Linked DNA regions of Homo sapiens: region 1 is linked to region 2. Evidence: read pairs that join two places in POLR2A ChIA-PET (ENCODE). Cell type or tissue: GM12878. All regions are shown on one strand. Each heading gives the region's core, and the rest is flanking DNA. Links, peaks and the distances in the headings are about the cores only. Region 1 has its middle 79 kb from the start of C12orf71. Region 2 holds the start of STK38L (serine/threonine kinase 38 like).

What was found. ChIA-PET counts read pairs that join two places held together with the same protein. Peaks named below come from ENCODE experiments on the same cell type or tissue, not always from the same donor. Only the 100,000 strongest peaks of a DNase experiment are listed, where the experiment ranks them.
Region 1: POLR2A ChIA-PET joins it to region 2 with 5 read pairs; 8 of 35 experiments call an interaction of 5 or more read pairs at or near these places.

Annotation. Positions count from the first base shown.
Region 1 is chr12:27,154,178-27,169,820 of GRCh38, reverse strand. It overlaps the pseudogene LOC124902904. Among named protein-coding and RNA genes, the nearest start is that of C12orf71, 79 kb to the right of the region's middle. RefSeq lists an enhancer at 5,209-5,268. In GM12878, for the core only: no CTCF peak of the experiment used is centred there; DNase peaks (open chromatin) are centred at 7,872 and 8,153; H3K4me3 peaks cover 649 bases; H3K27ac peaks cover 1,831 bases.
Region 2 is chr12:27,243,739-27,259,381 of GRCh38, reverse strand. STK38L (serine/threonine kinase 38 like) reads right to left here and starts at 15,096. Exons shown (of 14, transcript NM_015000.4): 1 at 15,050-15,096. RefSeq lists an enhancer at 13,688-13,737 and a silencer at 15,028-15,267. In GM12878, for the core only: no CTCF peak of the experiment used is centred there; no DNase peak of the experiment used is centred there; H3K4me3 peaks cover 820 bases; H3K27ac peaks cover 883 bases.

The DNA of each region.
Region 1 (15,643 bases), core at 5,828-9,827, 91 kb after region 2:
AAAGAGTCAAGACCTATTGGTGTGCGGTATCCAGGAGACTCATGTCACATGCAAAGACACACATAAGCTCAAAATAAAGGGATGGAGGAGGATTTACCAAGCAAATGGAAAGCAAAAAAAAAAAAAAAAAAAAAAAAAAAAACCCAAAACAAAAACAAACAAACAAACAAAAAAACAACCAGGGGTTGCAATCCTAGTCTCTGATAAAACAGACTTTAAACCAACAAAGATCAAAAGAGACAAAGAAGGTCATTACACAATGGTAAAGGGATCAACTCAATAAGAAGAGCTAATTGTCCTAAATGCACCCAATAAAGGAGCACCCAGATTCATAAAGCAAGTTCTTAGAGACCTACAAAGAGACTTAGACTCCCACACAATAATAGTGGGAGACTTTAACACCCCACTGTCAATACTAGACAGATCAATGAGACAGAAAATTAACAAGGATATCCATGACTTGAACTCAGTTCTGGACCAAGGCGGACCTAATAGACATCTACAGAACTCTCTACCCAAATCAATAGAATATACATTCTTCTTAGCACCACATCACACTTATTCTAAAATTGACCACATAATTGGAGGTAAAACACTCCTCAGCAAATGCAAAAGAATGGAAATCATAACAGTCTCTCAGACCACAGTGCAATCAAATTAGAACTCAGGATTAAGAAATTCCCCCAAAACTGCAAAATTACATGGAAAATGAACAACCTGTTCCTGAATGACTACTGGGTAAATAACAAAATTAAGACAAAAATAAATAAGTTCTTTGAAACCAATGAGAACAAGGATACAATGTACCAGAATCTCTGTGACACAGCTACAGCAGTATTTAGAAGGAAATTTATAGCACTAAATGCCCACAGGAGAAAGTGGGAAAGATCTAAAATCAACACCCTAACATCACAATTAAAAGAACTATAGAAGCAAGAGCAAACAAATTCAAAAGCTAGCAGAAGACAAGAAATAACTAAGATCAGAGCAGAACTGAAGGAGATAGAGACACGAAAAACCCTCCAAAAAATCAATGAATCCAGGAGCTGCTTTTTTGAAAAGATTAACAAAATAGACTACTAGCCAGACTAATAAAGAAGAAAAGAGAGAAGAATCAAATAGACACAATAAAAAATATAAAGGGTATATCACCAATGATCCCAAAGAAATACAAACTACCATCAGAGAATACTATAAACACCTCTATGAAAATAAACCAGAAAATCTAGAAGAAATGGATAAATTCCTGGACACATATACCCTCCCAAGACTAAACCAGGAAGAATTTGAATCCCTGAATAGACCAATAACAAGTTCTGAAATTTAGGCAGTAACTAATAGCCTACCAACCATAAAAAGCCCAGGACCACACGGATTCACAGCTGAATTCTACCAGAGGTACAGAGAAGAGATGGTACCATTCCTTCTGAAACTATTCCAAACAACAGAAAAAGAGGGAATCCTCCCTAACTCATTTTATGAGGCCAGCATCATACTGATTCCAAAACCTGGCAGAGACACAACAAAAAAAGAAAATTTCAGGCCAATATCCCTGATGAACATCAATGCAAAAGCCCTCAATAAAATACTGGCAAACCAAATCCAGCAGCACATCAAAAAGCTTATCCACCACGATCAAGTTGCCTTCATCCCTGGGATGCAAGGCTAGTTTAACATTTGCATATTGATAAATGCAATCTATCACATAAACAGAACCAATGAGAAAAACCACGATTATCTTAACAGATGCAGAAAAGGCCTTCGATAAAATTCAACACCCCTTCATGCTAAAAACTCTCAACGAAGTAGGTATTGATGGTACATATCTCAAAATAATAAGAGCTATTTAGGACAAAGCCACAGCCAATATCTTACTGAATGGGCAAAAGCTGGAAGCATTCCCTTTGAACACTGGCACAAGACAAGGATGCCCTCTCACACCACTCCTACTCAACACAGTGTTGGAAGTTCTGGCCAGGGCAATCAGGCAAGAGAAAGAAATAAAGGTATTCAAATAGGAAGAGAGGAAGTCAAATTGTCTCTGTTTGCAGATGACATGATTGCATATTTAGAAAACCCCATCGTCTCAGCCCAAAATCTCCTAAAACTGATAAGGAACTTCAGCAAAGTCTCAGGATACAAAATCAATGTGCAAAAATCACAAGCATTCCTATACACCAATAACAGACAGACAGCCAAATCATGAGCACACTCCCATTTACAATTGCTACAAAGAGAATTAAATACCTAGGAATACAACTTACAAGGATTGTGAAGGACTTCTTCAAGGAGAACTACAAACCGCTGCTCAAGGAAGTAAGAGAGGACACAAACAAATGGAAAAACATTCCATGCTCATGGATAGGAAGAATCAATATTGTGAAAATGGGCATACTGCCCAAAGTAATTTATAGATTCAGTGCTATTCCCATCAAACTACCATTGACTTTCTTCACAGAATTAGAAAAAAAGCTATCTTAAATTTCGTATGGAACCAAAAAGGAGCCCGTATAGCCAAGGCAATCCTAAGCAAAAAGAACAAAGCTGGAGGCATCACACTACCTGACTTCAAACTATACTACAAGGTTACATTAACCAAAACAGCATGGTACTCGTACCAAAACAAATATATAGACCAATGGAACAGAACAGAGCCCTCAGAAATAACACTGCACATCTACAACAATCTGATCTTTGACAAACCTGACAAAAACAAGCAATGGGGAAAGGATTCCCTATTTAATAAATGGCGTTGGGAAAACTGGCTAGCCATATGCAGAAAACTGAAAATGGACCCCTTCTTTACACCTTATACAAAAATTAATTCAAGATGGATTAAAGAATTAAACATAAGACCTAAAACCATAAAAACCCTAGAAGTTTTATGCCTGAATGGCAATACCATTCAGGACATAGGCATGGGCAAAGACTTTATGACTAAAACACCAAAAGCAATGGCAACAAAAGCCAAAATTGTCAAATGGGATCTAATTAAAATAAAGAGCTTCTGCACAGCAAAATAAACTATCATCAGTCTACAGGCAACCTACAGAATGGAAGAAAATTTTTGCAATCTATCCATCTGACAAAGGGCTAATATCCAGACTCTACAAAGAACTTAAACAAATTTACAAGAAAAAAAACAAACAATTCCATCAAAAAGTAGGTGAAGGATATGAACAGATACTTCTCAAAAGAAGACATTTATGTGGCCAAGAAACATATGAAACAAAGCTCATCGTCACTCGTCATTAGAGAAATGCAAATCAAAACCACAATGAGATACCATCTTACACCAGTTAGAATGGCAATCATTAAAAAGTCAGGAAACAACAGATGCTGGAGAGGATGTGAAGAAATAGCAACACTTTTACACTGTTGGTGGGACTGTAAATTAGTTCAACCATTGTGGAAGACAGTGTGGTGATTCCTCAAGGATCTAGAATCAGGAATACCATCTGACCCAGCAATCTCACTACTGGGTATACACCTAAAGGATTATAAATCATTCTACTATAGAGACACATGCACACGTATGTTTATTGCAGCACTATTCACAATAGCAAAGACTTGGAAGCAACCCAAATGCCCATCAATGATAGACTGGATAGAGAAAATATGGCACTTATACACCATGGAATACTATGCAGCCATAAAAAAGGATGAGTTCATGTCCTTTGCAGGGGCATGGATGAAGCTGGAAACCATCATTCTCAGCAAACTAACACAGGAACAGAAAACCAAACACCACATGTTCTCACTCATAAGTGGGTATTGAACAATAAGAACACATGGACACAGGGAAGGGAACATCACACACTGGGGCCTGTCAGGGGGTGGGGGACTAGGGGAGGAGTAGCATTAGGAGAAATACCTAATGTAGATGACAGGTTGATAGGTGCAGCAAACCACCACGGCACATGTATACCTATGTAACGAACCTACACGTTCCGCACATGTATCCCAGAACTTAATGTATAATAAAAACCAAAACCAAACAAACAAAAAATAGCCACAATATGGAAACATCCAGCATATCCATCAACAGATGAGTGAGTTTTAAAATGTGGTATATATACACAATAGAATACTGTTCATCCTAAAAAAAAAAAATAGGAAATTCTGTCATTTGTAACAACATGGATGAACTAGAGGACATTATGCTAAGTGAAATAAGCCAGGCACAGAAAGACAAATACCATATGATCTCACCTATTTGTGGAGTCTAAAAAAAGTCAAACTCATAGAAGTAGAGGGTAAGGCCAGGTGCGGTGACTCATGCCCGTAATCCCAGCACTTTGGGAGGCTGAGGCAGGTGGATCACTTGAGGCTGGGAGTTCAAGGCCAGCCTCGCCAACATGGTGAAACCCTGTCTCTACTAAAAATACAAAAATTAGCTGGGTGTGGTGTCATACGCCTGTAATCCCAGGTACTCAGGAGGCTGAGGCACAAGAATCGCTTGAACCCAGGAGACGGAGGTTGCAGTGAGCCGAGATCTCACTAGAGGCCAGTGGGGGTGGAGGTGGTGGGGAAAGGGGAGGGATTGGTCAAGTGGTACAAAGTTTCAGTTAGGAGTAATAAGTTCTAGTGATCCATTATTGCATAGCCTGGTGACCATAGTTAGTAATACTTTATTATATATTTCAAAACAGTAAAAAAAAAAAGAGGATTTTTAATGTTCTCACCATGAACGAAAAATGTTTACAATACATAAAATGTTTACAATACAAAAAATACTTTTTCTTAAAGCAAAAATACTTTACTTACTGTACTTCCCATTTTTCGAAAAATAGATGCATAAACAATAGTCTAGAAAGCTATGTCTAGATAGTAGGATCTTGCATGATTCTTTCTTTGAAGTGCCTACATGTGTTTTCTGATTTGGTACAACAACATGTATAAATTCTATATATAAAAGTGCCACACCAAGCTCACAGTGTAGATCCTGAAACTAGATCTCACAACAGCTGCTTTATTTGGTAAGTGATCTCAAGGAATAGGAGGGGGGAGGTGGAAGAGTGACACTGGGCTGGAAGGAAAGCCAAATCAAGGATGGGTTATAAAGCTGACCACCACCATGGGAAACTGAGGTGTTCTTTCTAGAAATCCTTCCAAAGAGCCATGTAGAATGAACCTCATCATTGTCTGCCTGAGGGAGATAAGATGGAAGGATTTATCCACGGCTTCTCTCCCCACTGGTCAAAGGTGTTCAGTTCCTCCTATTTCCAGATTTGCACATTTGACAGAAGGGCTAAGAAGGCTGCTGCAGGTGTCCCACTGACTACATCAGAGAAGCCTCAGGGCAGAAAACAACAGCTTGACAGAGCAGCTGGAGTGAGCTGCTGAAATGTAACTGAAGTGAAAAGGAGGAGGTGAGAGGGTGAGCATACATGCACCTTATATAATATAATGTTGTATAACATTAGAGATGGAAATATCTAGTTTTTCAAGCTGTGACTTTCTTGTTAATTAGAATATTATAAGTCCCATGAGTAAGAGCAATTGTAACAGAAAAGGCCAAATGGAAGCCCCTGAAACTGCCAAATCCCCATCCAGCCAAGATAGTAAATAAAAACCATATCACATCTCCAAGGGACATAGAAGAGATTACAGCCACCCTCAAAGACTTAAAGGATGCAAGGGTAGTTGTTCCCATTGAGTTACCATTCTCGCATCTATAAAAACCAGATGGTAAATGACTGTGTACTTTTTTAGTTTAACAAAGGAGTAGTCCCAATTGCAGCTACTGCACTGGGTGTGATATCTTTACTAGAGAAGATTAATACAGCCTCTAGTATGTAGTATGCCATCATTGATCTGATGAAATAGTCTTTTCATACCAATCAAAAAAGAGGATCAATGCAGTTTGCATTAGCAGGAAATGACAATGGTATAAATTCACAGGATTGCCCCAGGACTATATTAGTTCTTCTCTTATTTTCTGTCATAGGGATCTATACTATCTGGTCATTTCACAAAAATTACATTGGTCTACTATTTTGAGGATACATGATAATGAGCAAGATGTGGCATGTACTGTAGATGCCTTCATAGATATGTATAATCCAGAGGGCACAACATTAACCCTATGAAGATCCAGAGGCCTGCCAGATTAGGACAGGACATGTACTGATGGCCCCTTCAAAGTAAAAAGTAGTTTGCTGCATCTTTCACTGCCTACTTGTAAGAAAGAAGCACACCACTTGTTAGGCTCCCTTGGTTTTGCTTGTGGAACATTCCACACTGGTGGAATGCAGCTCCTGGCAGGCTACTGGGCCCCTATAGGCTGAGGACTTCACCACGGGACACCAAGTGGCCATATGGCCAGAACAGCTCATCATGAGCCAGATGATCTCAAAGACCCAAGTTACAAGGATAGGTGGGCTCAGCCGGAATCTAATGTAAGAGGAAGCAGTACACTGGAGAATGTGCTTGAGCAGGTGCACAAGGCACAGATAAGCTGCAGGAAAGGTGGCCAGGCTCCCTAAGCCCCCTGCTGTGGCACTGACTGACATCTCTTCCTTGGCTCTCACCAATGACTTCATGGTGGTTTTTCTATGACTAGCGAACAGAGGAGAGGAACTCAAGCTTGACTCACAGACAGGTCAGCTTGGTGAAGTTGGTAGGTGTTGATAATGGACTGATGCCCACAACACTCCCATTCACAAGTGACCTTGAAAGACCATAGTGTGGGCAAAGACAGCAGTGAGGCAAATCTTCTCAATGGAAAAGCCATTTTAGAAAAAATATTAAATTGCCTTTGTATATATTTATGTATTAACATTCTTACATGTATTACCTCTACTTGCAGATTTATATACGGCTTACAAATATTTTTATTGAGTATTGTTTAAGTGATCTGGATTTAAATCACACCATCGGTTTAAAAAAAATAGGCATTTTGATATTATTAACAATGTTGGCTGGGTGTAGTGGCTCACTCCTGTAATCCCAGCACTTTGGGAGGCCGGGAAGTTGGGAGGATCTCTTGAGCCCAGGAGTTTGAGACCAGCCTAGGCAACATAGCGAGACCTAGTCTGTACAAAAAAAAATTTTTAATTAGCCAGGTGTGATGGTGCATGCCTGTAGTCCCAGCTACTTGGGAGGCTGAGGTGAGAGGATTGCTTCAGCTAGGGAGGTTAAGGCTGCAGTGAGCGGTGATCACACCACTGCACTCCAGCCTGGGCAACAGTGTGAGACCCTGTCTCAAAAAACAAACAAACAAACAAACAAACAAAAACAATGTTAGTAGGAGAGAAAAGAAGGAGAAGACTTCTAAGACCATATGGAAATCATGCATAAGAAATAATAGGCTCTTAGGGAACTCTATTATTATTGCCTCAGCAAGGGGAGATTTGGTAGGCCTTGGCAAAACAACAAGAAGCCAAATTGGAATAAGAGAAAGACAACAGCATTTCAGAAACAAACAAATGCAGCTTTGAGTCAAGGCTCTGTCACTTCCAGAGAGTATGACTTTGGAAAAGTTATTTAACCTCTCTGGACCTCAGTTTCCTCCTTTGTAAAATGAGACTGATGATATCTTAACTAGATTCTTGATGGGCATATCAAGTACAGTTGTACAGCCTGTGAACAAGGGAACCTAGTGGAAGAGGTGAGAAGGGACTAGCATCCCACCTGAGCTCAGATCACTGGACAGCATCTATCTTGCAGAAGTTCTGTTTATAGTTTGCACAAGGCCCCTATAGGTTACCTCAGGCCTAGTTGTTCTAAGGATTTAAGAGACATCACATTTGTAAAGCACTTAGTAAGCAGCAATCAATGGTAGCTGCTATTGTATTCTGTCAGTTACTGAAAACCTACACGGCAAACAGAAGTCAGGACCCAGCTCTGTGTGATAGAGATGGCCACAACAGGAAGGGCAGGTCTCTGACAGAGTCTGCTTCCCCAGGGACTCTAAAGGACATAAGGGCAGGGACCTGTCTTACTCACCTCTGATGTTCCGGGCAGTTAGCTGACGATAAATTTTTGTTGAGTGATTGAGTAAACAGAAGGATCCTCTTCCCTTTTGTTTTTGTTTTTGAAAAAGTAACAGTAATAAAAACGTCTTTGAAAATATTTGCTTGGATGCGTTCTTGAGCGCCTTCTTCTCCTATGTTGGTTTTCAGTTCACCAGTTCTCAGACTGAGTTTTCTCGTTTTGAGGCCACTTACAGGGTAAATTTAGGTCTGTGTTCAGAGTATGTCACTTCACTGTCTTACATTTAGAAAGAGAATCCTCAAATAACAAAACCAAGCAATAACAACTCCACAGATTCTCCAAGCTTGTTCTTTGTCGTGTTTGCCATGTAATCAAACTTTCAGCCCCACAGAAGTGGAACTAAACCACCCATAATGTTACATTGATCAAACTTAAGTCTGATTTCTTTAGAGTCTTTCGGCTGATGCTTGTTGTCTCTTCCTTTCTTTTAGATTACTGAATGAGTCTGGCTCTTTAAATTACGCTTAGTGAACTCAATGATTGCTGAGGACAGCAACTAGGACTGGAAGAAATTGTCTGCTAAGTGGTAGAAAAACCCTCTCATGGTCCCACCCAGACTCCTCCTCATCTTCCAATGTGCACTGGAGACTCAAACCACACCATGACCCCGTTAGCAGCATAGGGAGGTTCCAGAATGGTCCTCTTCAGTGATAACGAGGGAATACATCTGAGGTAGGTTTCATCTTCCCCTAAACAAAACTGGCAATGGAATCTAGCAAAATAATCTTTTCAGTTTAACAAATTTAATTTTTCTATAGTTGCCTCTGAGTTAGGCAACTAGATCTAAAATATGATGTGATGTGATAAAATGCAATATGCCTTGCTAATATGGGTCACTTATTCTGTTTGTGTCCTACCCCTGTTCCACTGCTGGGTTGAATCCCTCACTTTCTCTTGGTTCACCAGTGACTAGGCTCATTAACTTGTCAGAATTAAACTTTACGTGTTGTGCTGCTAGTTTTTTTTTTTCTTTAACACAACCTATTTTTATTTCTTTTTAAAAAATTCAACTTTGATTTTAGATTCATGGGGTACATGTGCAGGCTTGTTACACTGGTATATTGCATGATGCTGAGGTGTGGGGTACAACTGACCCCTTCACCCAGGTAGTGAGGATAGTACCCAATAGGTAGTTTTCCAGTCCTTGCCCCTCTCCCTTCTTCCCCATTCTTGGAGTTCCCAGTGTCTATTGTTCTTATGTTTGTATCCATGTGTACCCAATATTTAGCTCCCACTTGTAAGTAAGAACATGTGGTATTTGGTTTTCTGTTCCTGTGTTAATTCTCTTAGAATAATGGCCTCCAGCTGCATCCTTGTTGCTACAAAGGACATGATTTTGTTCTTTTTGTGGCTGCATAGTATTCTATGGTGTATAAGTACCACATTTTCTTTAACCAATCCACCATGGATGGGCACCTAGGTTGATTTCATGTCTTTGCTATTGTGAATAGTGCTGTGATGGACATACAAGTGCATGTGTCTTTTTGGTAGAACGATTTCTTTTCCTTTGGGTATATACTCAGCAATGGGATTTCTGGGTTGAATGGTAGCTCTGTTTTGAGTTATTTGAGAAATCTCCAAAATGCTTCCCATGGCGGCTGAACTAATTTATTAATACATTCCTATCAGCAATGTGTAAGTGTTCCTTTTTCTCTGAAGCCTTGTCAGCATCTATTATTTTTTTACTTTTTATAATAGCCATTCCAACTGGTGTGAGATGGTATTTATTGTGGTTTTGATTTGCATTTCTCTGATGATTAGTCATGATGAGCATTTTTTAATGTTTGTTGGCTACCTGTATGTCTTCTTTTGAGAAGTGTCTGTTCATGTCCTTTGCTCATTTTTTAATGGAGTTGTTTTTTTGCTTGTTGACATGTTTAAGTTCCTTATAGATTCTGGATATTAGACCTTTGTTTGATGCATAGTTTGTGAAAACTTTCTCCCATTTCTGTAGGTTGTCTGTTTACTCTGTTGATAGTTTCTTTTGTTGGGCAGAAGCTCTTTAGTTTAATTAGGTCCCACTTGTCAATTTTTGGTTTTGTGATTGCTTTTGAGGTCTTAGCCATAAATTCCTTGCCCAGGCTGATGTCCAGAATGGTATTTCCTAGATTTTTTTTCTGGGGTTTTTATAGTTTGAGTTCTTACATTTAAATATTTGATCAGTCTTAATTTTTATACATGGTGACAGGTACGGATCTAGTTTTATTCTTCTGCATATGACTAGCCAGTTATCCTAGCATCATTATTAAAGGGAGTCCTTTCCCCATTGCTTCTTTTTGTCAGCTTTGTCAAAGATCAATTGGTTATAGGTGTATGATTTTATTTCTGGGTTCCCTATTCTGTTCCATTGGTCTGTGTGTCTGTTTTTGTACCAGTGCCATGCTGTTTTGGTTACTGCAGCCTTATAGAATAATTTGAAGTCAGGTAATGTGACGCCTCTGGCTTTGTTCTTTTTGCTTAGGATTGCTTTGGCGATTCAGGATCTTTTTTGGTTCCATGTGAATTTTAGAATAGTTTTTTTCTAATTCTTTGAAAAATGACGTTGGTAGTTTGATAGGAATAGTGTTGACTCTGTAGACTGATTTGGGCAATATGGCCATTTTAACAATATTGATTCTTCCAATTCATGAGCAAGAAATGTTTTTCCATTTGTTTGTGTCATCTCTGAGTTCTTTCAGCAGTGTTTTGTAGTTCTCCTAGAGATTTTTCACCTCCTTGGTTAAAGCTGTATCCCTAGGTATTTTATTTTTTGTGGCTATTGTAAATGGGATTGCATTTTTGATTTGGCTTGAACATTACTGGTGTATAAAAATGCTACTGATTTTGTACATTGGTTTTGTATCCAAACAACTTTACTGAAGTTGTTTATCAGTTCCAGGAGCCTTTTGGTAGAGTCTTCAGGGTTTTCTAGGTATAGAATCATATCGTCAGGGAAGACAGATAGTTTGACTTCTTTTCCTATTTGGATGCCTTTTATTTCTTTCTCTTGTTTGATTGCTCTGGCTAGGACTTCCAGTACTATGTTGAATAGGAGAGGTGAGAGTGGGCATTTTTGTCTTGTTCCAGTTCTTAAGAGGAATGCTTCCGGCTTTTGCCCACTCAGAATGATATTGGCGGCAGGTCTGTCATGGATGGCTCTTACTATTTTGAGGTATGTTCCTTCGATAGTGCTGCTTGTTTTAAACAGTGTTGAGAACTCCAGTCCCTGTAACTGTAACAGCAAAATTTCCCACAGAAGAGCAGCCTCAGTGAGCATAAGAAGGGGCCTTTGTTCTTCCTCAAAACAACTAATCCCTCTTGTAAATAGGCCTGCCATGCAACCCCGGAGACTTCTAAAGAGTTTTGTACTTGGAGCTTTCTTTAGTTCCTCCGAGCATGTTTCATTGTAACAGTGGGCCAGGTCTTCCGCTGGTTTTAACTGCGTATTTTGAGGTTGCTTTTAGGACAGCTGCTTTTAAGTTAATCTTTATATTCACTGACTTTGATGGAAAACAAACAGTATTATGTCGTTGCTTCTATATGAGCACAGGATTTCTTAGGATTAACTCTATTCAAGCCTAAATAGTAAACTTTTGGGCAAACATTTAAGAGAGTACATCACTGTAAATGCAGTTTATAATTTTTTTCTCATTAAATGAATTATATTCAGTAGATTTTCTTTACAGGAAAATGATAGAAGAAAGTTTAAAAATGACATTCTGCACAATCATTATATTTTGGAATGCTGCATTAGAAAATCACAAAAGATTTGAAAAGAGAAGGATACCAATCCTCAGATATGATTTTCTGTTTTTGATTCTAATAAAATAAGCCAAGTGTTCTGTTCCTGATCTACGGAGAAGTTCTAGGTTCCTTTAATATCAAAATCCTTCCTAATGCCTATCAAGTTATCTTTCTGAGGTACTCCCCAGGCTTCCCAATTAACTTCACAAACCCCACTTCACAGATTACCCAAAATAACAGAAAGAGGCCTTGTAAGGGAATGGTTAAGAGTATGAGCCTGATGCAAGACTAGCTCTACCCCTTACTACCTATGACAATGACAATGAGCAAGTTGCCTAAACTCTCTGTGCCTCATTTTCCCATCGTAAAATAGGAATAGGAACAATACATATCTCTGAGAGTTATTAGGATTAAATAAGTTAATATTTCTAAAGGGGTTAGAATAGTGCTTGGCAGGAATTACTACATAAATGTTGCTAAATTAAATTTTACCTAAGTCTAATCCTGACTTGCTTTTTCTCTCCAAAATCAGAAGGATTTATATCCCATAAATTTAGTGAAAAAAACTGTTCGTGATTTTTAATGCTGTTTATATAAATAACATATGTAATAAGTATCTTCAGGCTGGGTGTGGTGGCTCACACCTGTAATCCTAGCACTTTGAGAGGCCTAGATGGGCACATCACTTGAGGCCAGGAGTTTGAGACCAGTCTGGCCAACATGGTGAAACCCTGTCTCTACTAAAAATACAAAAATTAGCCAGACTTGGTGGTGTGCACCTGTAGTCCCAGCAACTAGGAAGGCTGAGGCAGGAGAATTGCTTGAACCCGAGATATGGAGGTTGCAATGAGCCAAAATCATGCCACTGCACTCCAGCCTGGGCGACAGAGCAAAACTCCGTTTCCAAAAATAAATAAATAAAATAATAATAATAAGTATCTTCATTATAGATTATAAACAATCTAGATGTCCAACAATAAACAAATTGTTAAATATTATTTAATTTTAAAAAGTAAAATACAAATTTATTTTCAATATGTGTTTAAGTGGAAAAAGCAGGTTACATAAAATAATGTACATTATGATTTAATTTTTATTGAAACAATATGTATTATAGAAGAAGGCAAAAGAAAAGTCTAAACAGATAGATACCAGAATGCTCCCAGTGTTATTTTGGGTGATGAAATGATGAGTGGTTTTTATTTTCTTCTTCTTTTTTTTTTTTTTTAAATCTAGATCTTCTAAATTGTCTCCAAGAACATTTGTGATTTATAAATAAAAAGAAATTAAGAATTTTAATAAAAACATAAATTTATGATCGTGGAAATTTATTTTCTTTCCATGGAAATCTCTAAGGAAAATGAAGAAATATACTGAATTCCTCTAATTAAATATAATCACAATTTTCATTAACCTCAAAGTTATCAAGGAAGAGCTATTTTAACCCATTGCCTTAGATATCATAAGATATAAAAGGTATTTTAAACAATTTTGCATTTATCAGCTTATATATTTTAATCATTTGTTCTCATTTTTATCGTACATTAGTTGTGGAGAAGTAGTGTAGTGTTGGTTTGTCTTATGTAATCTGACTTTTAAAACAACTCATTATACTAAATTTGAGAACTGAGGTAGATATTTTACAGATAAAATAATTTTTAATTATGTTTTTTGAATCTAGCAAGTAACAGAAATAAAAAGTTTTAAGGGATTATTTGTGAGGCAAGATAGATAACTACTTAGATTGGATAAATTTTCCAGGAGCCAGAGAGAAAAGTTATATATAATATCACCTTACCATTACTGTTATTAGGGAGATTTTATTAGGTCACTTCTGATTTTTGCCCTTCTTCAAGTGTGACTTTATTTATCCTCAAACGGACTTGTTGGTTTCTTCCAATCTCATCTCAGGCTTAAGCAAAATATTTGCGTGTTCCTCCTTTTTTTTCTTTTTTTAACTATGTTGAAGATTATCCTTCCTCTCTCATACTAAGAATCATAAACCTAAGAGCCAAAATACAGTACAACAGGAAACTAATAATTTGATATGTTTAAAATGTACAGATTTGAGGGATGTCGTCTGATTTTTGTTCCCCAACAGAACTGAAAAAAACCCATTTCTGCCACTTGTCGAATCAACTGTTAACCTTCTAACTCACACATTTTTCACGTATTAGAAATACCCGTTTTAACCTTGCTAAGTCTGTGCAATCATCTTCTCTAGCTCTCTTGCTTCTAAGAGGAATTCCCACTGGATTATTGAAAACTTTCTGCTTTGCTTTCCTTAAATCTGTTCTCAGATTTAGAAAAAAAGGTTCTGAAAAGAAGATGACCCAGTTTTCTAGAGTGAATAAAACTTTTCACACCACAGTGGAAATCTTACAGTATTTTTTTCAAAGTTGTAAGACGGTGAGGAAAGGGTATCTTTTTCTTCTTATTAGAAGTATTGAATAAAAGATATATAATATGTCAAAAATCTTACTTAGAAAATCTATGAACCAAAAATCTGTAAAGACAGCCCAGAAAACTACAAGGAGGTTAAAAAAAAGAAAAAAGTGAGGCAAAGCCTCTTTCTCTTGTAATCTAGCTTCTCTATGTATTGAAAGACTCAACGTGGCTTTCTATTTCAAATCTTACACTATGAAGACATTTGATTAACCAACGATATTAGGTTAATAAAATATTTTACTCAAGAAAACAGCCCTCTTATACCATATAAAAAGAGAAAAATATTCAAATAGAACTCAGAATAGAAAGTACTAAAACTCTTTTACTCTATGTAAGGAAATTACCAGATTTTTTTTTTCTGGAAGATTGGTAGTTTTTCATATTCTTTCTCATATGCAGTTCCCCTTAAATTTATTGCCCTTTTATCTTCTGCTAAATCCACAAGAAACATTTTAAAGATATTCTCTCACAGTACCTAAAAAGTTAACTAAGTTTTTTCTACTGTCTCCATAATCCATTCCAATTATTTACTTTTAAATTTTTAATTCATCCATTTATGTATTGATTCACAAATACTTATGGAGTGCCTACGATGTTTCAGTGACTGGGTTAGGCTCTAGGGATACCACGTATGGTGAGCATGAACAGGCACAGCTCACACACTTATGGAGCTGATAGGCAAATGAGGTACTCAGGTATGAATCAAATGATCACATTAGCGGAGGCAGAATTATGAACTGAGGTTCATGTTCTGAAAAAAAGAACAGTCTCAGAGAGTGGACCCTCACTTAGAGTAGGGGACAGGGAGAGCTTCCCTGGGCAAACAAAACAAGGCATCAAGAACCAAAATGAGGCTGAGCCTAAGATTTAATTTCCTTTCATAAAAACATTGCAGGAAGCCAACCACACTATTAATTCTAAAGGTGAGCAGAACAAAATTTCATCTGAACCCATTTTCTGACCAAAAGTGTTTCTTCTTTTCTCATAGAAAATGGTTAGCATATCTCATCGAAGCATTATACAGAGTACTTTTTTGTTACCTGGCTGTTTCCATGTATCTAAGTAAGAAAAAGAGTGAAAAAAATTCTCAGCATTTTTTCGCCATTTTGTTTCTCTGTCAAATAAATTATCTTTTTCAAATATTTTCTATATAAAAAGATGTTTCATTGATTCTTATTTGCAAATCTATTCCACAATATTGCTATTACAGATTCCAATTTATTCTTTTTCACCCTCTTTGGAAATCTGTAACTATATATCAAATTACTACTCACTTATGTTTCATTAAATGGAACAACTTAGATAATTTTTATTTCTACTTGTTGCTTTAGTACTATTTTAAAATCATTGTGAAGAAGATACTTTTAATTTATTTTTTGAGACAGGGTCTCACTCTGTCACCCATGCTGGAGTGCAGTGGTGTGATCTCAGCTCACTGCAGCCTCCACCTCCCAGGCTTAGGCGATCCTCCCAC
Region 2 (15,643 bases), core at 4,171-8,170:
CCCCGACACACTGCAAATCTGACTTGACCAGTTGTCTACTGTGAGCCTGCATGGGAATTCTGCTGAATGCTATAACTCTTTAACAAGTCAGGAAGACCAAAGAGGTTAAGACAGGAGACAAAGTACTCCATCTTTCAGAGTGAGGAAAAAACACAAACATAACAAAAGAAAATGAACATGGCAAAAGATTAACTCTGTGTTTATCATTCAGCCGGAAGAAAATCCTAGATGATTATAAAACAGTTTCTGAATAGACAAAGATGGGCAATCACTGAGAATCAGTGTAGGTTCAGGAAGAACAAGTCTTGCCAAGTAACTTTATTTCTTTTGTTGGCAAAGCTATAAGACAAATCTATGTGATGCTCTGAAAGGTATTTAACAAGCTCCACTCTCCATTTCTTTCTGAGAGGAAGAGAGATGGGCTGAGTAACACATATACATAACCAATTAAATAACAAAACTCAGAATGCTCATAAATAAGTTCTGCAATATTCACTGGGCTTAGGCAATAGTGTTACCAATGATCTGGATAAAAGTTTTTCCAACATCCTTATCAAAATGTAGGTATGACCAGAGCCTGGAGAGAATAATGAAAAAAAGGAGAGCAGAGTCAGATCTAAAACAATTTTAACAGAATATTAACTGTAACAAATAAAATTTAATAGAGAAAATGTAAAGAATTATATTTGGGTTAAAAAAATCAAATGCTAAATACAAATTGTGAAAACTGTTGTATACATAAAAAAGCAACCAGGCCAGGCACGGGGGCTCACGCCTATAATCCCAGCATTTTGGGAGGCCGAGGCGGGCACATCACCTGAGGTCAGGAGTTCGAGACCAGCCTTGCCAACATGGTGAAACCCCATCTCTACTAAAAATACAAAAATTAGCTGGGCATGGAGGCAGGGGCCTGTAATCCCAGCTACTTGGGAGGCTGAGACAGGAGAATCACTTGAACCCAGGAGGTGGCAGTTAGTTGCAGTGAGCCGAGATCATGCCACTGCACTCTAGCCTGGGTGACAAAGTGAGACTCCATCTCAAAACACACACACAAAAAGGCAACTATCCCAGCACCTTGGGAAGCCAAAGCAGGAGAATTGCTTAAGCTCAGGAGTTCGAGAACAGCCTAGGCAATATAACGAAATCCTGTCTTTATTAAAATATTTTTTAAATTACATTTTTAAAGAAAGAACTAAAGAGTTTTTTCAAATAAAAGCTTGACATAGGCCGGGCATGGTGGCTTATGCCTGTAATCCTAACACTTTGGGAGGCAGAGGTGGGTGGATCACTTGAGGTCAGGAATTCGAGACCAGCCTAGCCAACATGGTAAAACCCCATCTAAAAATACAAAAATTAGCTGGGTGTGGTGGCACTCGCCTGTCATCCCAGCAACTTGGGAGGCTGAGGCAGGAGAATCACTTGAACCCGGGAGGCAGAAGTTGCAGTGAGCTAAGACTGTGCCACTGCACTCCAGCCTGGACAACACAGCAAGACTCCACTTAAAAAAAAAAAAAAAAGCTTGACATAAATTAAAGTGTGAAATGGCTGCCCCTAAAATTTATACAATCTTAATCTTGGGCTGAGTTGACACACACATATAAATAAAGTCATGCACAAGGAAGGTGAATGCCATACTCTACACTGTACTAGTTGGCTCATATCTGGAGAAATTATTCAATACTTAGTGATGCCCTATAGTCATACAAAGGGCAAAATAAATGTCCTCATAATTTGAAAATTAAGTCATCCTCTGGGAGTAACACCAGCCTGAATCAAATAGAGTGATGGAATTTAGCCATCACTGTAAGTAATTCCAAGAAAATGTGTGACTGAAAAGGGCCGGGGATACCCAAGTCTGGTCAAAAGTGAGTAGGTTATAGTTTCTGGGAGACAGGATTGGAATGTGAATTAAGAAAGCTGAAACCTTGTCAACTATGTTGACAGAAGGAGGTTATATTAATCTGAGGTAGTGGGGGCAGAGCAGGAGTTTAACAAGGAAGACTTTGCCTATGTGACCCCAACACTGTCTGAGGTGAAAGCACACTGACCATATCCCCAGAGCAGCGCTGGACAGCTGCATCCTTATAAAGACTCTCCATCAGGTTATCCTGACTTAGTGACACTCCCCATTAAGATTACCCATTTGATTACATGGGCTGGCTTCCCCTGTAGATTCTCCTATAGTGATGAGAGTGTGCTCACCAAACTATAAGCTTCTGTTCCACTCACAGTTATATTAATAAATTCACTAACTGGCATTCTTGGTTTTGTGTCAGTCTCTCCATCACTTGCTAACTATAAGTAAATTCCCGTAATTCTAGTGACTTCTGGAAAATGTTCAGAAAAATGTTCATAGCTAACGACCTAGGTAAGTGAGGTATATACCTTAAATATGACAATCCATATCCAGCTTCTATCCATCTGAGAAGCCCTATGTTCCTTTATGACAATTCTATTTGATGTAAAACGGAACCACATATTTTAAGAGAGAAAACAAAATAAAACACATGGAGGGGAGTGACCAGGAAGGCAAGAGGTCTGAAATCCATATTTGAACAAATTCAATGAAGATACTTAGCCTGAAAGAGAGATGTTAGATAGCCATCTTCAAATATTACTCTTGCAGTGACATAAAATTATCTCTAATTCTGAGATGAGAACCAGTTGAAAATTATATAAGGAAACACTTTCCAGTTAGCACTGTCCTATGCCTGGCACATAGCAAATGCTCATTAAGTTTTGACATATAGTAAATGCCCAACATTATTACCTCTTACTGTAGTTTGGATATTTAAAAAACATAAAAGAAATACATACTAGACACTGTCAGAAAGCCTAGGAGAGGTACCTAACCCTGCCAGAGGTAAGAGGTCAAGGCAGGCCTCCCTGAAAGAGATGCCTAAGCAGAATACCAAAGAAAGCACAGGAATTACCCAAGAAGTATAGGAAAGGGCATTCCAGAAAGTAGTGTGTGAGACCGAAGGTACAAGAAAGCTAGTGGTTCAGTGTGGTTGGAGAGGTGAGTAGGGGAGTGATGGAAGACAAGGCTGGAAAACTAAAAAGGAACTCATGTGTCACACTAAGGAGCCTGGAAGAGGCCATGGGGAGTCACTAGAAATTTTAAGGATGAAAGTTACATAATGAGATTCAAGTTTAGGACAGTCATTGTGGCAGCCACATGGAAGACAGACTGAAAGAAGGCAAGACTGGTAGCAGGGAAAGATGGCTAGTTCAATCACTGGGCACCTGAATGAATATTCTGGCACTGGAGGAAGAGCAAAGGCAGAGTTCAAGACATAGTTAAGGAAGACCTAAAAAATGACTAGATGTCAGTCATAAACAAGGAGGACGAGTCAAGGGTGATTTCCAGGTTTACAGCTTAAGAACCAAATAGAGAACAACGCCATGCACTGGGAAAGCTAAGGAGCACAAGAATGGCTCTGTGAAGGGAGAAGATAAAGTCAGCTCTGGGTGAGCAGAATCCAAGTTATCCATGGAACACACCAAAGGTGGTGATATCTAGAAGACAGATGGACAATGGGGTCTTAAGATCAGGACGGGGACCTGAGCAAGATATACCGGTTTGGAAGTCATCATTGCAGAGAAGTTATTGAAGATATCACAGCATATGAGATCACCCACACTCACAGTGCAGGGAGTGAGAAGAGGATTGGGGACAAAAGAGCACATTAACCATTTAAGGGAATGAAAGTTAGCTATCTTATGATCTGTTAAGTTCCTTGTCTTTAGGCAAGGAACTTAAATATTTAGGCAAAGACTAAACATCCACTTGTTGGAGATGATGTACAGGGAATTCACAACAGAGTTGGACTAGATGACCTCTAAAGCATCTTTCAACTCTGAAAATCAATCAAAAACTTCAAGACAGTATTTCTTACAATCTGAGAAATAACTTTTCACCACTATTACAGAAAAGCTAAAATCTTAAGTATTTTTGTTTTTGGCTTTGTCAGTCCAATATCTTGTGTAAGTTCTAAAAAATAAATTTTTTGTTGTTTGATAATGTTTTCTGAAAGGGAGAGAGTACTTGGTTTACTTGTACAGAAAAGCACAGGCTCTAATTTCTTAGCCCTATTTTTCCTTCTGTGGGTCCAGTTACACTCTTGGTTAGTATGAAAATGCAGTTTTACTACGGTAAAAATTCAAACACATGTTCCCAGCTATTCATCCCTTTACTTTCTGCCACCTTGTGCCTGAATTGGGCTATACAATGGGGCTAATCTATGGATTTAGATCTTAAAGCTTTAACTACATTTCAGAAATGTGCTTATAATTTTCATTGATATTTAAAGTATGTTGATTTCTGTCTCCTTTTCTGCTCAATTCTAAAAATAAAGAGACACTGGTCCATATACAATTTTAAAAATTAAATCCAGAAATGTTTGATTAAAAGAAACTGCCATTTTTGGCATAAAAATACAACCAGAGTATTTTCAGACAGGACTGCTGGGAGTTCAACTTAATCCTTAAATATGGCACTGGTCCTACCAAGTGGTACCTGGAAGAGGTGTGGAGGTACTTGATCTCTTTTAACCATATGTACTTTTTCTCCCGCCCCCTCTCTGTGCCTCCCCTACCACCCCACAAGCCCGCTTTTCCTCCTTCTGTTCCTTTCACTTTCCTCCTGAGAGTGCCCATGATCTTTTAGTATTACCAGTAATGGCACTAAAGCCAAAACAGCTGCCAACCGCTGGCCTAGAAATACAATGGATATAATTTGAATTAGAGACTACCATTAACTTTTTGGTTGTCCTTAGAAAACAACTTTATATTCTGTTTCAGTGGTCCAATCCAAAGGACAGAAAAAAAAATAACCACTGTAGAAAGTAAATCTATGTAAAAAAGAAATCTGTAGTGCTTTTTATCTCTAGCAATCTAACGTAGATTATACATACAAAGTTTATAATAACGATTTGCACATACAGGTCTCTGAATGACCAAACAAGGATAGAGGAGGACCAGAGATGATGTTTGACACCATCTGAAGTTTAGGGTCATGTTAGTTATTAAACTGTGTTATTTTTAAAAAATAATAAGGCTTAGAGTAGAGAGGAGAAAAGAATCAAGGCTAGAACTAGAATAAAAGGACTTCATTATTAGGTATTACAGTCTTGGGAAATGTTTAAGAGTTCCATAAAACCCTATGGGAAAGGTAAATAATCATGTTCCTACCACAATCCCCTCCCTCAAGTCAGGTGCTCTTGAAGCTGTGCTTTGATGCAGCATTCTCTTTATACAACAACCTCGGTGGTTCTAGGCTTCATCAAAGAAAAGGATTTTAGTGGATTTACTTTTCTCTTTATCTCTCTGGCTGATGGTATCTTTACTTTTTCTGTTTAATTTCACAAAATGGAAGCAAGAGACAATTTATCACCAGCACTGCACTCCAGGTTGGGAGTGAGAAGCACAGAAGAGGTGCTTCCAAGAGGCTACTAGAGGCAACAGAAACACTTTCTTACAAAAGCTCAGAGTGCTAAAGCTGGATAAACATAAATAGACAGCAAATAAAAGTTCATTGCTCCTGTCCAGCATCACGGCAACAATTCCGGTTCCTGTGGCCCCCTAATATGCTTCGTGTCTTACATCACTATGTGATAATACCCGCCTGAGGCTTCTCGGCCTGAAACACTCCTCCTCACCCTTCAAGTCTAAGCTCAAACACTCACACATCCTTGGAAAGCTTCTCTCACTATCCCAAGTAGGTGCCCCTCTCCCTTAGGTGTGCCTCTCACTGCTCTTTCATGACAGCTGCTATGCCTGATTGCAGCTATTTCTACCCCTGTGAATGTAGCTCTCCAGTCACCTGCCCAGCTTCTGAGGGAGCACCATGTCTTTCCCTTTCCATATCTCCTGGCACACGGTATGTACTTTATGTACAATTCACAGTGAAAGAACTGCCTAGGTTCTTTCACTAGAGAGACCCATCCATGCAAGTCTCTCCTTCCCAATCTCACCTAGTTTAGAACTTCATTATTATCACCTAGATTATTTGTCTCTTCACTGGTCTTCCCATTTCTGGACTCTCTTTCCTTGAATTCACTCCATATACACTACTGCCACTTACAACTCTAAGTAATTAATGTACCAAGTTGAACAGGTGGTGAAGTAGAGAATGAAAAGCTGGAAAACATCAATTCTCTAAGTTCAAAGGGTTCAAATCCAACAGAGCAGAAAGAGAAGTAGATAATTAACAGAACTTACCAGGTGCTGTACAGATACACCCAATTTATGCTAATCCCTCTGCGTGGCATGTCCTTCACTCTGAAATGCTCAATTCATATTTCACTTCATATAGGAAGCTTTCCTAATCTCTACAGCCAGAAGCAATCTCTCTTTCCTCTGCTCCCACAGTACCCTGTTACTCCGTTGTCACTTTCTGTTTGAATTACAGTCATTTGTACCCATACATTATACCTCTTACTGGACTGAACTTTTCTAAATGGAGGGCCAAACATCTATTTGTCTCTATTTTGCCATGGTACCTAACACAGTGCCCTGCAAATAGCTGATAAATAATGAATTATGATGATTAACCTCACTAAAATATTATGAGTCTGTGATTCCTTTAGGATTTGCCAGTATCAAGAATATCAATGGGTCATATACATGCAATTCAGTACTAAAATTTTCCACTCTAGCCACAAAAATAGAAAAAGTCTATTCTGTTTGTCTAGATAAGAGTCGACATATGGAGAACATCCTCAACCAGATCTGAAAATGTTCAAATGAAATGGATCGCTGTTGTGAAAAACACAACAAAGGGCAACTCCCTAGTACTACAATAAACTGAGCAACCAGCCTCTGCTGCCAAATACAGAAAAGTCGTAAGGGGCAAACACGGTGTGGTATTTCCACAATGGGAGCAGGTCAGTGGGTAGACACTTAACTAAGTAAAAATGAACACTGCTAGTAAAAATTAATTTAATAAAACAGACACTAGTACAAGATAGTATGTCAAAAATGGATCATTGAATAAGCTGTCTGAGCTCTCAAACATTATCACTTTCCAGAAGTGAATACTACTTGCAGCTTATCCATTCTTTTAAGGATCATATTCAATTTTCTACAAAAGTGCTTTTGTAGGCCGGGCATGGTGGCTCATGCCTGTAATCCCAGCACTTTGGGAGGCCGAGGCAGGCGGATCACGAGGTCAGGAGATTGAGACCATCCTGGCTAACACGGTGAAACCCCATCTCTACTAAAAATACAAAAAATTAGCCAGGTGTGGTGGCAGGCACCTGTAGTCCCAGCTACTCGGGAGGCTGAGGCAGGAGAATGGCGTGAACCCGGGAGGCAGAGCTTGCAGTGAGCTGAGATCGCGCCACTGCACTCCAGCCTGGGTGACACAGCGAGACTCCGTCTCAAAAAAAAAAGTGCTACTGTAAGATACCTCAGCAAGCCCTTGTTAGGATTCCCAATTCCTTAATTTCACTGTTTATGTCTGTCCTCCCTTCACCCTATTCCTTTATCATAATTGTTTTAGTTAGAATGTAAGCAATTGAGTGCACAATGAGATAGACAATAACTTAAGAATTAAGGACTTTAACATTTCATGATTTAAAATGCAGAACTAAAATTCCAGGTTCTCAATTCTCACAAAACAAAACAAAGCTCAAGGCTTAAAACTTTAGAAAATGCCATGCTATAATGATATTTACCCACTCCTAATTGGCTTAAATGAAGTCAGAACATTTGATTATATCATTTATTTCAGCACTGTAATTGCTAAGGGCAAAAACCTTGTCTCATCAACTAATTTTGTAGAGGCCTTAGTGAACGATTTGCTTGTAGCAGCTTTTACTCTACAAGGAAGACCAGTGTGTTAAATAAAGTGTTTATATTAGAGTCGAAAGACCTAAGTTTAAATTCAGGCTCTGTCTCTTATTTTGAGATCTCAGACAAGTCACTTTAATCTGAGTTCCTCTCTTTACCTGAAAATAGGTGTAATAGCCATAACCCTCACTGCCTAGACCACATGACTGCTATGAGGATTAAGTAAGGAAATGTGTAAAAACGCTTCATAAAACTATAAAGTGTAATACAAATATAAGGGCTCCTGGTATTATTCTTAAAATAAGTGCTAAGAGTAAATCCCTGTCTATAAGAAATCAGAATACAATTGAATTATTTCTGCATACTTTTCCCAAGAGAATTTATGTCTGACATGCAAAACTGTAAATAACTCCTAAAGGGGAAATTACCAAAAAAGGAAGGGAAAAAAGAGAAGAAAGAAAACTTGGGGTGGGACTAGAAGAGGGAGGTAAATTAAAGAGAAAAGGAGAAGTTTTTGTAGTAAAATAATGCAATGTAAGAGAGAGCAAACCTGATCTGAAGAAGCAATTTCTTTTTTTTTTTTTTTTTTTTGAGACAGAGTCTCACTGTCACCCAGGCTGGGCTACAGTGAAGTGGTCTCAGCTCACTGCAAGCTCCACCTCCCGGGTTGACGCCATTCTCCTGCCTCAGCCTCCTGAGCAGCTGGGACTACAGGTGCCCGCCACCACGCCCGGCTATTTTTTTTATTTTTAGTAGAGACGAGGTTTGGCCATGTTAGCCAGGATGGTCTCAATCTCCTGACCTCGTGATCTGCCCACCTCGGCCTCCCAAAGTGCTGGGATTACAGGCGTGAGTCACCGCGCCCGGCCTGAAGGAGCAATTTCTAACTCTACCACTTACTATCTACCTGTGTGTCCCTGGGCAAGTCACTTCACCTCTCTAAGCTCCAATTTCCTCATTTGTAGGTAGAGATAATAACTCACAAGATTGCTATAAGGATTAAATGAGATAATATATATAAAGTACTTAGCACTATGTCTGGTGCATAGTAAGGGATAAGTGGTTACTGGCATTGATAAAATTATCAGACCTGTGCCCTAATGGGTGACATTCAGAAAGAAAAAGGAATCAAGAACATTTAAGAGGGAAAGATGATGTTCAGGGAGCTAAATCTATATATTACCACTGGGAGACAAACTTTGAGAAATATAAATTACACAAAGTATGCTTCATATTAAATGTTCAGATTACTTACTGTGTCTCTTGAATTGGTGAGGAATCAAGAGAAATGCAGTCAAAATCTCCAGATCATAAAAGCAGAATAGCAATAACCGTATTCATAAAAGCAGAATAGCAATAACCGTATTCATAAAAGCAGAATAGCAATGGGAGAACTTGGCCCCCTGAAAAGTAGGCATTAATGTGTGCAGAAGCTTCTCTGTCCCAAACTCAATTTTCTAAACTTTCACAGACAGAATGAAAGCTAGACTCCATAGCAAAGGTACAGCAACCCCGAATGCCTGGGTTAGCTATCATGCCCTCATGTTAGTTTCTGCCATCTTGTTCTTTATTCTGGGTGTATCTGTAGCTGATTTGAGGTGTTAAACATTATTAACTCCACCCTATTCAGGAACTGCAAAAGCAGTAAAAGTGTCCCAGGAATCAGGAAAACGAGGAATAAAATCTCCTGAATCAGCTGGAGAGATAGTAAATAACTCAAAGAGGTAAGAAAACAATGGATGCTATCTGTGCATACGGGATCAGAGATTTATCTATTATAACATGTAGAAATTCTATACCTGTGGAATCAACGAGAATCAGCAAAAGGCAAGGAAAACAGGAAGCCTTCTGTATAAATGGCCAGAGAATCAACAATTTGGGTTACCAACTGATCTGGTGTTAATTAAGGGGAAGGTAAAGAGCTTGTTAAGAATTTAAAAGCTAAGCATAGGCCAGGCGCAGTGGCTCACGCCTGTAATCCCAGCACTTTGGGAGGCCGAGGCGGGCGGATCACCTGAGGTCGGGAGTTCGAGACCAGCCTGACCAACATGGTGAAACCCCATCTCTACTAAAAATACAAAACTTAGCCAGGCATGGTGGTGCGTGCCTGTAATCCCAGATATTTGGGAGGCTGAGGCAAGAGAATCACTTGAACCCAGGAGGCGGGGGTTGCAGTGAACCAAAATCATGCATTGCGCTCCAGCCTTGGCAACAAGAGTGAAACTCTGTCTCAAAAATAAATAAATAAATAAATAAAAGCTAAGCATAGTAGAAGTGTTATCACATACCACAGACAATTGCCAAGGCTCCAGGCCTGTTTGGAATTTATACAATATGACTGTGAATGATCAGGTCACCACATGACCTGTAACTGTTAAGGTCTTCCCTAAGATCTGTGCAGAGCTCATCTAAGAGGCAGGCTACCTGCCTCAGCAGACGTTCAATGCAGATAAGCTGTTCCTGGTGGGAAAAGATGCCCCCAAAACTTGAATCAGCAAGGAGGTAACAGTATGACTGGTTTTCTTTTGATAGACCTACTCACACACCTTTTTACTAAGACAATCTTCCCAAACCACCTGTACTTAGAAGAACTTGGAAACTTTTTATAACAAAGCGAAGTCCACATCTAAGTATCTCCATGAAATGATGGGCTAAAGATCTGCCAATCAGGGCATGGTAAATGGAAATGATATACCATCACTATTAATTTAAGGTATGTTTCAAAAAAAAACTTTTTAAAATTTGTTTTGCCATCTCTGTCTTATTTCAATAATATAAACACACGTGCTTTAAATCCTGGCTTTAGTTCTGCTACTCTTCCCATTAGGTTTTAAGCTCATCAACCATCAACTGTCCTAGTATAGGTGTCTTCTAGAACCTACCCCATTGAGTCAAGTGGAGAATACTTATATTCGTTCACAGAGACTATGACTCTGGAGCTGTACTTAAACTATGAGTACGGTCAACTGCAGGCACTGACAAAGAAGCTGAAGAGTCTGGATCCTGCTGGACAGTTAGGAAAAGGCAGGCAATACCTCTCCCACCGCTCACCTGCTGTATTCCCTGCCTAGGTATACTTTTTTTCTAACCTTTAAATCCAATTGAATTTGTGATTCCAATTCTTAAACAATAACAAATGTGGACTATTCCTGAAACTTCATAAATAAAATCAGGTGGACATTTACAGTACTGAGTAGGCCTATACAAGACACTGTGCACTTCTATAGCACCCTTTATTTCACAAACCCAAAGAACTGTCAAAGTTGCCCCAACATAAAGTATCAGTGATGGAACTTCTCTCATTTTTACATGTACAACACTCTATTCACCCTGTTTCTGCCATTATAAGCATAGCTATTCATGAAAATAAACTAAAAGGGCTGAGACCAACATTCAATCATTAACTAAATTTCAACTTCATAATTCAACCCAAAAACTATCCAGTGCCAAGTGGTTTAAAAAATTATAGAACAGGGCTGGGCACATTGGCTCACACCTGTAATCCCAACATTTGGGAGGCCAAGGCAGGAGGATCACTTGAGCCAAGGAGTTCGAGACCAGGCTGGGCAACATAGTGAAACCCTGTCTCTACAAAAAATTTAAAAATCAGTCGGGCGTGCTTGTGCACACCTGTAGTCCGAGCTACTCAGGAGGCTGAGGTGGGAGGATCGCTTGAGCCTGAGAGGCAGAGGTTGCAATGAGCCATGATTGCACTACTGCACTCCAGCCTAAAAGACAGACTTAAACTCTGTCAAAAAAAAAAAAAAAAAAAATTACAGAACAAAGCCAAACACAGTGGCTCAGGCCTATAGTTCCTGCAACTTAGGAGGCAAGAAGATCATCTGAGCCCAGAAGTTCGAGTCCAGGCTGGGCAAGACAGTGAGGTTCTTTCTTTAAAAAAAATAAATTACAGGACAAAATATACAAAGACGCAAACATTCCATTAAGCAAAAGAGTTAATATGGAATAACTTCTCACTTCTAAGTTCTTATGAGTACTTATAGGTAATAAGTCAAAATTATTAAAAAGTCCCACTCAATAGTTATATTTAATCTGCACCAAGAATAACTTCCAAAAATGGATTAAAATAACATGTCAAAAATAACTCATTTACTTGGGTGTTATTTTGGAACTCTTTCTAGAAAACTGACCCCAAAATTTAGATGTCAGAAGAATGTATTTCCCAAGTCAAGTTTTTGAAACTACAGATCTGAGGAAGACCATCATGAACAGGAGAGAAAATATGGATTGCAGTTAAGCATGCCATATGGGTACAAGCCAGAATGCCTGGGTCAGAATCCTGGTCCTACCACTCAATAGCTATCTAACCTTAGTACCACAGTTACTTCATCTGCAAAACGGGAATAATAAAAATACCTACTCCATACAGTTGTTGTGAGGATTAAAGCCAGGCAAGTAAGTAATATATGTAAAGGATTTAGCAGGAAGCAGCATTATATAAAGTATTTACTTATCATCATTATCATATGACTAGATCACTTAAATCATCCACAGAAACGCCTTTTCCTATTTCAGTCTTCCTTAATTGGTCTAGCAGCACTTAATCCCTCCCTCCTTGGCTTCCTCATAAAACACATTTTCTATGGTATTTATTTGGGTAGGTATATTTCTCTCCCACTGGATCACATCTCCTTGAAGACAGCAACCACAGTTCGTCCGAGTGTACAGAGTAGCAACCACAGTTCGTCCGAGTGTACAGAGCAGCAAACACTGTTCACTGTTGCCTTTCATTTCTCTCCCTCTAAAGATTCTGAACAATAATACCCTGTCAATTAGCAAACTTTTACCTGGAGACAGAAGGCTTATGCAACCAGTGCACTTAAGTACTGGTCATACCTTGCTAAAGACTTTCTTAAGACTTAAACAAAAATTTTGGGGGGAAGAAGAGGAGGATATGCTTCATGTTTATAAACTAACCAAAGACAGATTTTTAATTTTTTAAAAAAGTTATGTCTTAAAAGCTTGCTTTCATTATTTCATTCAAAAAGACCATGGTGCTTTTAATATAAAAATACAGAAGCATAATTTCTGCATATGTCAAGTCTAACCTAATCATAACTTGCCAATCTGCTGATTTTAATGTAATCCTAAGGATGCTAGACAACAATATGCTTGCTTGATTCACCTGACACTATTTACATAAAATAAAAGCATTTTAACAATACATCGAGATGCAAATCTTTCTGGCTCTGATTTGTGCCCTTTCTCCCTCTTAACAAAAAGTGCCACACACACACAAAAGAGCCTCCAACTTATCCTGGATCACTGGGGAGGCACTTTCTAAGGTGCGTTATCCAATTTCACTAACACAATGATGCTCTCCTTACTTTAAGAGAACAGAACTTTTCTGAAAGCAAACAGCTGAACTGAGTCCATTGCTTTGTTATCATTTTTTAGGAAGTCCAATTTCTCCTTTGTTCTTACAGTGTCCTACCTTTAGAAATCAAGTTTTCAGCATAAAAACTAACAAGGACATCTATTTGTTGGCACAAATCATCTCAGTCTCCATTCTTTGACTTATTTTAAAACAAACTCAAGAGCAAATGGCTAGAGAAAAACTGCTTCTATTTAATGTGTGTTTTCTAAGTCTAATTTTTTCATTCCTAGTGGCAAGGCCTTTCAAAAGAGTACAAAAACTACACCCAACTTTGCTTCTCATTCTAAACACATCACAACCAAATGGGAAACATTATCAGCCATCTTAACAAGGAGAAAACAAAGCTAAGTGAGGTCAAACCAAAACATTTTTTAATTCATTGTACCTACCTATTTTGAGATCAGGATTTTTCAGATGGAAGTAGTTTGATGAACTTATGCAATAAAATTATGTAATATCATAATTTAACATAATATTTTAGACTAACTTCTCTCTCCTCAAATAGTCACAAGGGTGGCTAATTCACATACAATACCTCTCAGCCACTGGGGAGAGAGTATAATAAACTTAATTGTTTTACATATCCTGAGGCACAGAGAGAAAGGCCAATCAAATTCAAAGAGGTTTACAGTACCTTATATACATATATGATTGAGACAAAGAACTTTCAAGAATCTGTACTGAGGAAGCAAAAATGGGCTTAAGTACAATAGGCCCTGCCTTAAAGTAGAGAGACCGGTCAAACGTAAGCCCCAGCGCCAAAAAAGACAAGGTCTCACTCATCAATCCCCATCTTACAATCAAGAGGCAGAACTTAAATCACTTAAAGCTGTTTTTTCAGATTTGAGCAGTAAAATAAGCTAATAGGCCATTTCCGATTAAGTGGCTTCTCTCAAAACTTATCACAAGTTATGTGAAATGGGTAAAAGTGTTGGTTCTGCATTTTATCAAGTGAGAAACAATAGCATCCTACTTTTGGACAAGCCACTACTTCCAGAGCCACTAGCCCTCCCCCCACCTCCCACTTCTTTTTATATCATTCCTCCAAACTTAGAACCCGAAAAGCTATTCCACAAAACAAAAGCAGCACCAGTAAAAGGGGAGGCCACTGGTTTTGAAAATAAAGTTTGTTCTTTTGCTGTCAACCTGGCAACTTTTTAAAGGTGAAACGTGCCCTACTCAATCGGTTATACTCTTTTCTACTCCCACACCAAATAACCACTCGTTCGACCTCGATACTAAAGGTGAAAAAAGGAGTGGGAGAAATGATTTTGAAAGGAAGGGGCTACGGGTGCAATGGTAAAGACAGATTCTAAGACTGGTTTTGAGCACTCCGTGGCTTCTAGGAGCTGGGAGGCTTTCCTGAGTCTGTCTTGAGAAATGTTTGGCAATCTGACGCATCAGTTTTTAGGAACGGTACACAAACAGCCCCCACAATTGAAGAGCCATGCTTCGGATCCTGGCTCTGGGTGACATCGGCTGGAGGGCACGGGACGGGAGCGCTGGGGCTACCCGGAGAGGATCCGCGACATTTGTTATTGTTTGTGAAGCCCAGGCGGGGACCCGGAGCGGAGTGCTCGGGGGCCGGGGAGTGGAAGGAGAAAGGAGCAGAGGACAAAGATTCCTCCCCGGGTGCGAGGCTCCCTCTCTGGACACATGGGGCCAGTATCACCCCGGGGAATAAGAGGGCCAAGGCCGTCGCCGCAGGTTCCCCGGAGACATTTCCAGCCCCAGAATTAGCCCGGCTTTCCCTGGACACCCAAAGACACCTAAAATCTCCTCCTGCTCCTGCTCGCAGAGTTGGGGCTGGCGCGGCGAGCTCGGGCCCTCAGCCGAGCGCTACATCCGCGAACTCACCTGCCTCCGGTCGCGCCCGCGGCCGGCTCAGCCTCCGCACGGACCGCAGCCGGCCGGGCGCCCGTCAGCTCCCTTCTCCCCGCTCCGCCCTCGCCCCGCCCCCGGGAGGTGGGACCCGCGGCCTCGCCGGAATCTCAGGGCGGCCTCCCTGAACTCTCGCGAGCCTTGCCTCCTCGGCTTCTCGGTGGCTGGGTCGGTCCGACTCGCCCTGACGTCATACGCACCACAGCCGGAAGTAGCCTTCTGTCGTCAACGCCCGTCTTCCCGGCCCCACCCATCTCCGCCTGGTGAAGGCCAGACTGGTTTTGAGGGAGTTGACTGAACTGTCGCCACTTCCCCTCTCACCAGCCTCACCTCACTGCCGTTTTTACGCCAAACCTGTTCAGGCCTCTCTTGAGAGTGGCCTAATGTGTTGCGACATTAGTCACATTCTAAATGTCATCCGAATTTTTCAAACAGTGCAATGCAAAGAATGTTAGAAATGGAAAGAGAGAATTCACGCATTTTTCAGATTGGGAAACAGTTGTCAACAAAGATGGATCAGCTAAGTTGCTCAGTCGGTAGCTGTGGGGACTCGAAGCCACCCAGGTTCCT